Regions from separate parts of the Homo sapiens genome. Here region 2 is linked to region 1. A link is an interaction called in ENCODE POLR2A ChIA-PET data of the cell type or tissue named here. Cell type or tissue: OCI-LY7. All regions are shown on one strand. Region 1 has its middle 15 kb from the start of GINS3. Region 2 overlaps LOC105371293 (a long non-coding RNA gene).

Evidence for each region. ChIA-PET counts read pairs that join two places held together with the same protein. Peaks named below come from ENCODE experiments on the same cell type or tissue, not always from the same donor. Only the 100,000 strongest peaks of a DNase experiment are listed, where the experiment ranks them.
Region 2: POLR2A ChIA-PET joins it to region 1 with 7 read pairs; 2 of 35 experiments call an interaction of 5 or more read pairs at or near these places.

The regions. Positions count from the first base shown.
Region 1 is chr16:58,374,835-58,379,834 of GRCh38, forward strand. It overlaps the pseudogene RNU6-269P. Among named protein-coding and RNA genes, the nearest start is that of GINS3, 15 kb to the right of the region's middle. In OCI-LY7, no CTCF peak of the experiment used is centred here; no DNase peak of the experiment used is centred here.
Region 2 is chr16:58,233,984-58,238,983 of GRCh38, forward strand. LOC105371293 (a long non-coding RNA gene) reads right to left here. Exons shown (of 4, transcript XR_933630.2): 4 at 4,590-4,628. Among named protein-coding and RNA genes, the nearest start is that of CFAP263, 13 kb to the right of the region's middle. In OCI-LY7, no CTCF peak of the experiment used is centred here; a DNase peak (open chromatin) is centred at 2,598; H3K4me3 peaks cover 835 bases.

The sequences.
Region 1 (5,000 bases):
GGTGCAGTGGCTCACACTTGTAATCCCAGAACTTTGGGAGGCAAAGGCAGGCAGATCACTTGAGGCCAGGAGTTCAAGACCAGCCTGGCCAACATGATGAAACCCCGTCTCTACCAAAAATACAAAAATTAGCCAGACATGGTGATACACGCTTGTAATCCCAGCTATTCAGGAGGTTGGAAAATCTCTCAACTTGATCTTTTAGCTCATTTTCAGCTGAGTCTATTCTGCTATGTACCCTACCTATTAAGTTGTGGAGGGTTTATTTTATGGTGGTGATAATATTTTTAATATTTTTAATTTCCAAAAAGAGTGGTTTATTTATTAGCGGTTTCTTCTCTCTGATAATATTAATTATAATTATTTTAAAGTCTTTTGATTGCTTTATGAATTCTGTTTTTTGGGTACTCATTTTTCTATTTGTTGAGTTTGATGCTTTTGTGTGTGTGTTGTGTTTCCCAACTGTTGATAATTCTTAGGTATCTATTAATACTTATCCTTGGAAGTTGTAATTGAATATCTGTCTATATCAGTCCATCTATCATTTATCTATTTTGTAGTTCAAAAGTAAATATTGGGTCTCCTAATGACAGACCACTAAATTAGGAAAGGATAATATGTTTGCCTTCTAAGTAAGAGGAGCTCTCAGGGTCATTGTAACTTACCTGAAATACCTCCCTCCTTCTTTGGCCCCAGTTTCAGAAGTCCCATTTCAGAGAGCTCTACTCAAGGCTTTATCCTGGTGGTGGGGGTGGGGAAGGTAATGACAGCTTCTGAGTCAGCATATGTGGGAGAAGATCTTTTTCTTTTATTTTTCTTAACTTTGTATTAAAATGTAGCATATATTGGAAAGTTCCTCAAGTTAACATATTCTTATAACCAGCACCAAGATCAAGAAACAGAACAACTAGGGGCCTTGCATCCCCTTCCAGTCACTGCACCTCCAAGGGTAATCATTGCCTTAACATCTATTACTGTAGATTTATTAAATATTATTTGATTAAAATATTATCTCTTAAAATATTATCAATGGAATCATATTCTTTCATATCTGACTTCTTTCATGTAGCATGTTTGTGAGATTAATCCACCTTGTTCTGTGTGGTTGTGGTTTCTTCATGCTTGTTGATGTATAGCATTTCACTTTATGAACAAACATTTATCTATTCCTTTTCCTGTTGATGTACATTTGGGTAGTTTTCAGCTTGAGGCTATTGTTAGCAGTACTTACTCATATATTTTGATGAACATATGTATGGACTTCTTTTGGAACGGGAGTTGTTGGGTCATAGGGTAGCTACATGTTGGCTTTAGAAGATAGGGCCAACAGTTTTCTACAGTGATTGGGCCATTTTACACTTCTGTGAGGGGGTTCCACTTGATTCACAGCCTTGCCAACGCTTTTCTGTCCTTTTCATTTTAGCCATTCTTGTGGGTGGTATTGCATTTGGGTTTTAATTTAAATTTTCTTCATGACTAATGAAGTTGGAGGCATTTTTAGGAGTTAAATTTTCTATGCTCTTTTTTTCTCAGCTTTTTATTATGAAAATCTTAAAACACAGAAAAGTTGAAAGGCTGGCATAATGAAAATGCATATACTTAGTACCTAGAGTTAAACAATTGTTAGCCTTTTGCTATATTTGCTTCTTGTGCATGTGTGTGTGTGTATATATATACACATATACATACATATATATAATTGTTTTGCTGATCCATTGTAAAGGAAGTTGCAGTCATAATTACACTTGACTCATAATTACACCATTATCTCCTAGAAATAGATATTTTCTACATAACCATAAAACCATGATCATATATAACATAATTAACAATAATTTCCTAAAAATACTATGTAACAGTCTGTGTGCAAGTCTCCTCAGTTGTCCCCAAAGTACCGGTAATCTACTTTTTTGAACCAGAAGCTAATCAAGGCCAAATCCTTGCATTTGATTGTTATAGCACTTTAAACAGATCCCTGATTTTCCCCACCTCCCACCCACGACATTGATTTTTTGGAGAGCCAAATTCTGTTCCAGTTGTCTATATAAAATTTTTTAAAACCCCAAAACCTTAGTGGCTTAAAACAATTATTTTATTATATTTTACAATTTTGTCGATCATAATCAGGCAGGGCCCAGTCAAGTGATTCTTCTTTTTCACATGACATTGACAGGGTCACTTGGTGGTATCCACTTGTCATATGGACTGGTCTGGAGGCTCCAAGATGGCTTCTGCACACTCATGTCCAAGACCTTGGTTGGGATGGCAGGAAGGCTGTGATCAGCTGGGACTGTCCACCAGAGCATGTCCATGTAGCCTCTCTGGCTAGCATGGCCCCAGAATGGTCAGTTTCCTTACATCCTGTCTCCTGGCTCTGAGGACAAGTGTTTTGGAGACCAGAACAGGAGCCACACTACCTTTTATGACCCAGTATCAGGGGTCACACAGCATCACTTCCATCAGGCTCTGTTGTTTGAAGCAGTCACAAAGCCCACCCAGATGCAGAGAATTTGCAGCTACGTTTTTAAAGCTGCAATGATCTGTTCTTCAGTCACAAATAATTTGCCTTTTTCTCACATGCAAAACACACACCTTTTTCCAAGATTCCTCCAGACTCTCATTCCATTAGGACACCAGGCTCAGGCTGTTTGAGATCAGCCCTTCTTTATTGTGGGCTCCCCATGAGGCTGCTGTAGAAGTCTTAGAAGTATTATTGTCTAGCTGACATGGGCTAAGAGGCACGCCCTTTGGATTCTTCAGGAATTTCGGATATAACTAAGAGGACACACAAAAAGCACCATTTTAAGTCTTTCTGAGGCCATTAACAAGGGTCTTACAGTTACGTACTGGATTTCCTGAGACTATTTTCCTAGTATTATTCTTGTAGAATGTTCCCCATTCTGATTTTGTCTGCTTGTTTCCTCTTGGTGTCATTTAACTTTTTTCAAATCCCCTTCCCTCACCTCCATATTTCCTGCAAAATTGGGTCTAGAGGCTTGATTTGATTAAGGTTGAATATTTTGGCAAGAATACTTTGTAGGTGATTTTGAATACATTATACTGCATGATATCTATAGGTATATCATGGCAGGTTGTCCTACTATTAATACGTTAGGTTCCATCACTTGCATATGGTGGTGACCCCCAGGCCTCTCCATTGTAAAAATGTACATTTTCTTCCTTGTGACTTTCATGGAATTTGTGGGGTGATGCCAGGAAAAATACGAAATGTTTCAAAAATTCATGTCATCCTTGTGCAGGGACCATGCTAATCATCTTGGCATCCTTCCAATTTTAGTCTGTGCTATGGAAGCATGTCCTGCCCTGGCTCTCGAGAATTTGTAACTGTAATCGGTTCTTTGCCTGATGCATGTGGCAAGTCAGTATGCTAAGACATTGAGTTGCAGCAGAGAAAGAGGTTTAATCATAGGGCCACCAAATAATAAAGATAGGAGAAAATCTCAAATCTGTCTCCATGAGGAGTTTGGGGCTAGGGATGTTAAGGGTTTTGGAATGGGCCAAAGTGTGGAGATGGTCGATTGGTCAGCGAGTCCAGGGTGATGTCATGGGGCAGGGAGATAAAGAAACTGTATCTGTACATTGATTTGGTTCTTCTGTGGGATCTTTGAAGTGGTTGGCATCAGCTACTCCACTAGAATTAAGGATCTGTTTAAGTCATTCTTAAACAAAACCCTTATGATTCTAACATCAGAAATTTCATCTGTAGAAACAATGGGGATACAAATGGTCAACATCTAGTGCTCCATGAATTCTGGCTACAAGGAAATGAGTCAAATTGCAGCCTGACTAATGCTTAATTATAACTATATTTCTGTCCAGAACTCTTGTTAACCCTGTGAGGACAGCTTCAAATACAGCTCTTCTATCTCTTGTGCCAGCACCTGCTCCTGCTCCAGATGTCTGTTGACTTAGGCTTAAAATATCCCTGAACTTCCCTCACTCCTTGGTGGTCATTTTGCCTACCTTTGGTTAAGCCATGTTCGTCTTTGCTCCAGATTTGCTGTCAATCAGATCTCACCTGCTCTCTATCCTCCAGAAATTCCTGTATCCTTCTGGTCTTCTGGTGGCCCTCTTTATTTTGTTCATGTGTTTTTGTGGGTTTCATGTGTACATAGGAAATACTCACAGAGAGACAGAATGTGTTGTGTAAGGAGACTTGAGGCAGGAAGTAGGGAGGTAGTGTATGTGCTTGTGTTCAGTCAGACATCTCTGGCCAACCTTTGCTTTTGAGAAACTATATCCCAGGGCAGAAATGAGGAAGTGTCACATGTATCAAATCATTACGTTGTATCCCATAAATATATACCATTATTGTCAATTAAAAATTTTTAAAAGGGCCAGGTATGGTGGCTCATGCCTGTAATCCCAGCACTTTGGGAGGCTGAGACAGGTGGATCATTTGAGGTCAGGAGTTCAAGACCAGCCTGGCCAACATGGTGAAACCTGTCTCTACTAAAAATACAAAAAAAAAATTAGCTGGGTGTGGTGACATGCGCCTGTAGTCCCAGCTACTTGGGAGCCTGAGGCAGGAGAATCGCTTGAACCCAGGTGGTGGAAGTTGCAGTGAGCAGAGTGCACCACTGCACTCCAGCCTTGGTGATGGAGTGAGACTTCATCTCAAAAAAAAAATTTTTAATTTAAATTAAATAAAAGATAAATATCAGAGGATGAAGATAGAAACCAGGTTGTTATGGATTATATTATGCTCTCCCTAAATTCATAGTTTGAAGCCCTAATTCCCAATGACTATATTTGGAGATAGCATCCTTAAAAAGGTAATTAAGGTTAAATGACATCATAAGGGTGGAGCCCTAACCCAACGTGACTGGTGTCTTAAAAGAAGAGAAAGAGACTCCATGGATGAGTATGCACAGAGGAAAGCCTATGTGAGGACAGAGCAAGAAGGTGGCCATCTGCAAGCCAACGTGGGAGGCCTCACCAGAAACAAACCCTGTGGACACCTTGATATTGGACTTCCA
Region 2 (5,000 bases), 140 kb before region 1:
CACCTTGGCTTCCCAAAGTGCTGGAATTACAGGCATGAGCCACTGCACCCGGTCCCTTTATCTGATTTTTGAGCAGCTTCCCATTTGGGAAAGAAGAGGCCAGGTACTTCTTACTTATGGTTGAAGCTTAATACTTAGAATGGATCAGACCCTATTGTTCAAAACATAAAATCCCACAAAAATGCAGGCAGGAACAACATCCCCATAAAGATACTGGAGGCTAAATCAGAGGAAATGGGCCCAAAAAGGTGGAGGGACTGAGTGGGCAGGAGAGGGTGGCTTCTGGACTCACTCAGAGAGGGCGGTCTCACACACTCTGAGCCCCTTTCTGTTTGTAGCTGTCAAGATAAGCAGAGGCAATTCTCATTGCTTGCCAGAGAAGAAATGCCTCTCTGAAGCAGGGTTTCTCAACCTCAGCACTACTGATATTTGGGGCCAGATAATTCTTTGCTGTGGGAGCTGTTTTGTGTGTTGAAGGGTGTTCAGTGTAGCGGGTTGAATAGTTTTCTTCCAAAATTCATGCCCATCTGGTCTGATTTCAGCCCCACCCTGGGAATAGCTATGTGACCTTCAGCAAGTTGCTTAATTTCTTGGAACCTCAGCCTCCCTGTGAGTAAAACGGGGGTTAATGAAGGTACCTGAATTTCACAGAATCCTCAGGCTAATGAAATGATATAATGCATAGACTGCTTAGCACAGTGTTGAGCATACAGCTAGCACTCAGTAAATAATAACTGTGACTCTGGAATAAGGGTCTTAGCAGATGTAATTAGCTAAGGATCTCAAGATGAAAGAATTCTGGGTTTAGGGTTGGCTGTAAATCTAATGATGTACAATTATTATTTGTCAATTAAAGAAAAATAAATCTTACAACTGGTGTCCTTATAAGAAGAGGAGGGGACACACAAAGCCACAGGGAAGAAGTCCATGCAAAGATGGAGGCAGAGATTGGAGTGATGTAGCTACAATCTAAGGAATGACAAGATTGCCAGGAGCCACCAGAAGCTGGGAAGAGGCAAGAAAAGATTCCTCCTAGAGCCTTCAGAGGGAGAGTGGCTGTGCAGACACCTTGCCTCCAGACTTCTGGCCTCCGGAACTGTGAGATGATACATTTCTGTTGTTCTTATGGTAATTTGTTACAGCAACCCTAGTAAACTAATACCCACAGCATCTCTGGCTCCACCCACGAAATGCCAATCTCACCCCCTCAGTTAGGACAAACAAAAATGCCTCAGACATTGCCAAATGTCGCCTGGGGAGAGGGGGCCAAATCTTTCTTGCCAACTCGCTGAGAACCCCTGCTCTAACAGAGTGGATTTGTGGAAAAGACAGAGCAATGTGGGATAAGCCTGGATTTGAATTTCGGCCCCACCCCGAATGGCTACGTGACCTTGGACAAGTTGCTTAACTTCTCTGAACCTCAGTCTGTGTATGAGTAAAACGAGGCTAATGCAGGTACCTGTATCTCGCAGAATCATTATGCTGATGAAATGAGATAATGTGCAGAAGGTGCTTAGCACACAGCTAGCACTCGAGAAATATAGTACCTGAAACAATACTTGTTATAAGTGTTTTTTATTAAGCAATAATAATATTACCTAATTGGTAATAAATATATTAAGAAATAACAATGACAATTAAATTATCATTATTATCATTTAAAGCCTGCAAGCTGACTCAGTTTCTCAGGTAGTAATCTACTATAGACTGCTGCCAAACTGGGGCAGTGGCTCCTCTCAGAGGAGGAGGTGCTGGGGTGCCCATCTTGGTGTCATACTTTCCAAACTGCTGCTTCTTCTTACTTTATCCCATTTGATGGTATATTAGCCTGATGATATCCTTGTAACATGCATAGGGTAAACGCTTAAAATGTCATCCCCACTTTACAGAGGTGGACACTAAGGCACAAAAACATTAAGTTATTACCAAAGTAATTACCAGTAGCCAAGCCAGGGCTGGAACCCTGGGCCGTTTAAACACGATCTGCTCCTGACTCCCCTACCTCCAAGGCATCCCCTTTCCCACTTCTTTGAGACACCTGTTACTACCCACCTCCCCTTACAAAGCCTGGCTCCAAGAAAAGAAGCAGATACCCTACAGCTTAGAGTGACTTTATATTCAATAGTCATCTTTTCGAGGGATATTTGCACAGTGAACCTCTGTCTAGTGGGCAGACAGGTAGTTTTTGGAGCTGACGTGAAATCCTCAGGTAGGTGGAGTCCAGGTGTATTTATTAGTCGGGGTCCTGTAGGAAACAGAACCCTACTCCGTTCAGCTGAAGAGACCTTACTGATGGGACTGTTTACATTCACATGGGACTGTGAATAAGGGAACCTGCGAAGATGGTTGTGGCACCCAGGGACCAGCAGCATTCCAGGTAATTCTAGGTGAGACGGGGAAGGGGAGGGATGATAAAAGCAGAGTCGAGCAGGGCTGGCATTGTGCGTGAGGGTCAGCCAGACACGAGGTATGATCAAGGAGAGGCTGTGCGCCGCCAAAACTGGGGTGGGAAAGCGGAGAAGAAATACACAGGGCGCTCTCCCTTCCCGCCCTCCTGTCTCCTTGGATGCCTCTTATTGGCTGAAACCAACCCGAAGTCAGCCGCAAAGGAGCCTGGGAAATGGAGTCCACAGGAACCAGCCTCCCAGGGCTTAGGGCAGAGAGGGACAGGATTATGGGGAAGGGGGTTGAGGGAGGGAGCATCACTAGCACACGGATGGGTGGGGTGGTGATTTGAAGGGGTAAAGGGAAAATCAGCAGCACAGGCGAAGTGCTGATGTGGTGATAACCATATTTGTATGAACTCTTCTGCTAGGAACAGAACGCCTGGAAACATACTGACTTTGTATTCTTGGTGCTTGCTTTAAAAATCAAACAACTTTGCTTGCTAAGTTGCCAGGACCGAGAAGGGGGCAGAAAGGAGGAGGAGACCTCCTTGGAAGATAGTTGAATCTGAAGGAGGTGAAGGGATGAGCCATGTGTTTGTCTGGGGGAAGAGTGTCCAGGCAGAGGAACTACCGGGATGAAGGCTGGGAGGCAGGAGGATGCCTGTCACGATTGAGAAACAGCCAGGAGACCAGTGTGGCTAGAAAGGACTAAGTGAAAGGGTCGGGGTAGGAGGGGAGACGAGGTCAGAGAGGAAATAGCTGGGTAATAGACAAGGTCAGCCATAGTAAAGCACTTTGGGTTTTACTCTGAATGAGTTGAGAAGTCATTGGAAGGCTCTGTTAGGAAGAGGCATAATCTAACTTATGTTTAACAGGATCCCTCTGGCTGTTGTGTGGTGAATGCACTACAGGAGGTGGAGGTGAGAACAAAAGGGGATAAGAATTTGGGATTTAGCAGCATTTCCCTCCCTCCCTCCCTCCTTTCCTTCCTTCCTTCTTTCCTACCTTCCTTCCTTCTTCCTTTCTTTCTCTTCCTTCCCTTCCCCTCTTCTTTCTCTTCCTTTTCTTCTCCTCCCCCTTCCCCTCCTCTTTTTCTTCTTTCAGGTGTTTTTTTTGCCTTTTTTTTTTTTTTTTTTTTTTGAGACAGGATCACTCTGTTGCCCAGGCTGGAGTGCAGTGGCGTGATCTTGGGTCACTGCAACCTCTGCCTCCCCGGTTCAAGCAATTCTCCTGCTTCAGCCTCCCAAGTACCTGGGATTACAGAAACGCGACACCATACCTGGCTAATTTTTGTATTTTTAGTAGAGATGGGGTTTCACCATGTTGGTCAGGCTGGTCTCGAACTCCTGACCTCAGGTGATCTGCCCACCTCGGCCTCCCAAAGTGCTTGGATTACAGGCATGAGCCATTGCGCCCGGCCTCATCTTGCAGTTTTATTGACTCACAACAAACTGCAGAGTGAGGAGATAACTGCAATAATGTAGACAAAAGATGATGGTGGCTTGGACTGGGGTGGTTGTAGTAATGAGAAGAGGTCAAGTTCTAGCTTTGCTCTGAAGGTTGGGCCAGTGGGATCTGCTTACAGATCAGATGTGGAGGTGAGAGAAGGAGGAGAGTTAAGAGTTAGTCAAGGATTACTCCCAGGTTTGTTGGAAGGAGTAATGAAGTTGTCCTGGAGGGATGAAGTTGTCAGATACTGAGATGGGGAAGAATGGGTTTGGAGGGAGGGGGAAAGTCATGAGTTTAGTGGAGGTATGTTAAGTTTTACGTGTCCATTACACATGCAAGTGCAGATGTTGAGTAGGTGATTAGATGTAGACAAGGCTGGAGTAGAGAAGACAGCATGTTTATTTGTTTGCTTTACAGCTTTATTGAGGTGTAATTGAAATAAAACAAACTGCAAGTATATAAATATTGTACAGTGTACAACTTGAGAAAGTTTTTTTTTTTTTTCTTTTTTTTTTTTTTCAGCTGGAGTCTCACTCTGTCACCAGGCTGGAGTGCAGCGTTATGATCTTGGCTTACTGCAACCTTTGCCTCCCTGGTTCAAGTGATTCTCCTGCCTTAGCCTCCCAAGTAGCTGGGACTACAGGCGCACGCCACCACGCCCAGCTAAGTTTTGTATTTTTAGTAGAGACAGGGCTTCACCATGTTGGCGAGGACGGTCTAGATCTCTTGACCTCGTGATCTGCCTGCCTTGGTCTCCCGAAGTGCTGGGGTTACAGGTGTGAGCTACCGCGTCTGGATGATAAGTTTTGATATATGTTTATACCCATGAAATCGCTCCCAAAAGCTTCCTTGTGCCCCTGTGTGATCCCCTCCACCATATTCCCACTTCCCTGCCCCCTCCATATCCCAAGCAGCCATTAATCTGCTCTTCATCATTGTAAATTAGTTTACACTTTCTAGCATTTTATACAAATAGAATCATACAGCATGTACTCTTTCTAAAATCTGACTTCTTTCACTCAAACTATTTTGAGATTTATGCATGTTGTTGCCTGCGTCCATGGTTCATTCCTTTCCTTTTTTTTTGGATGATGTATAGCGTTCTATGGCTCATATATATGTGTGGATTTGTTTCTGGACTCTATTTTATTCCATTGATCCATT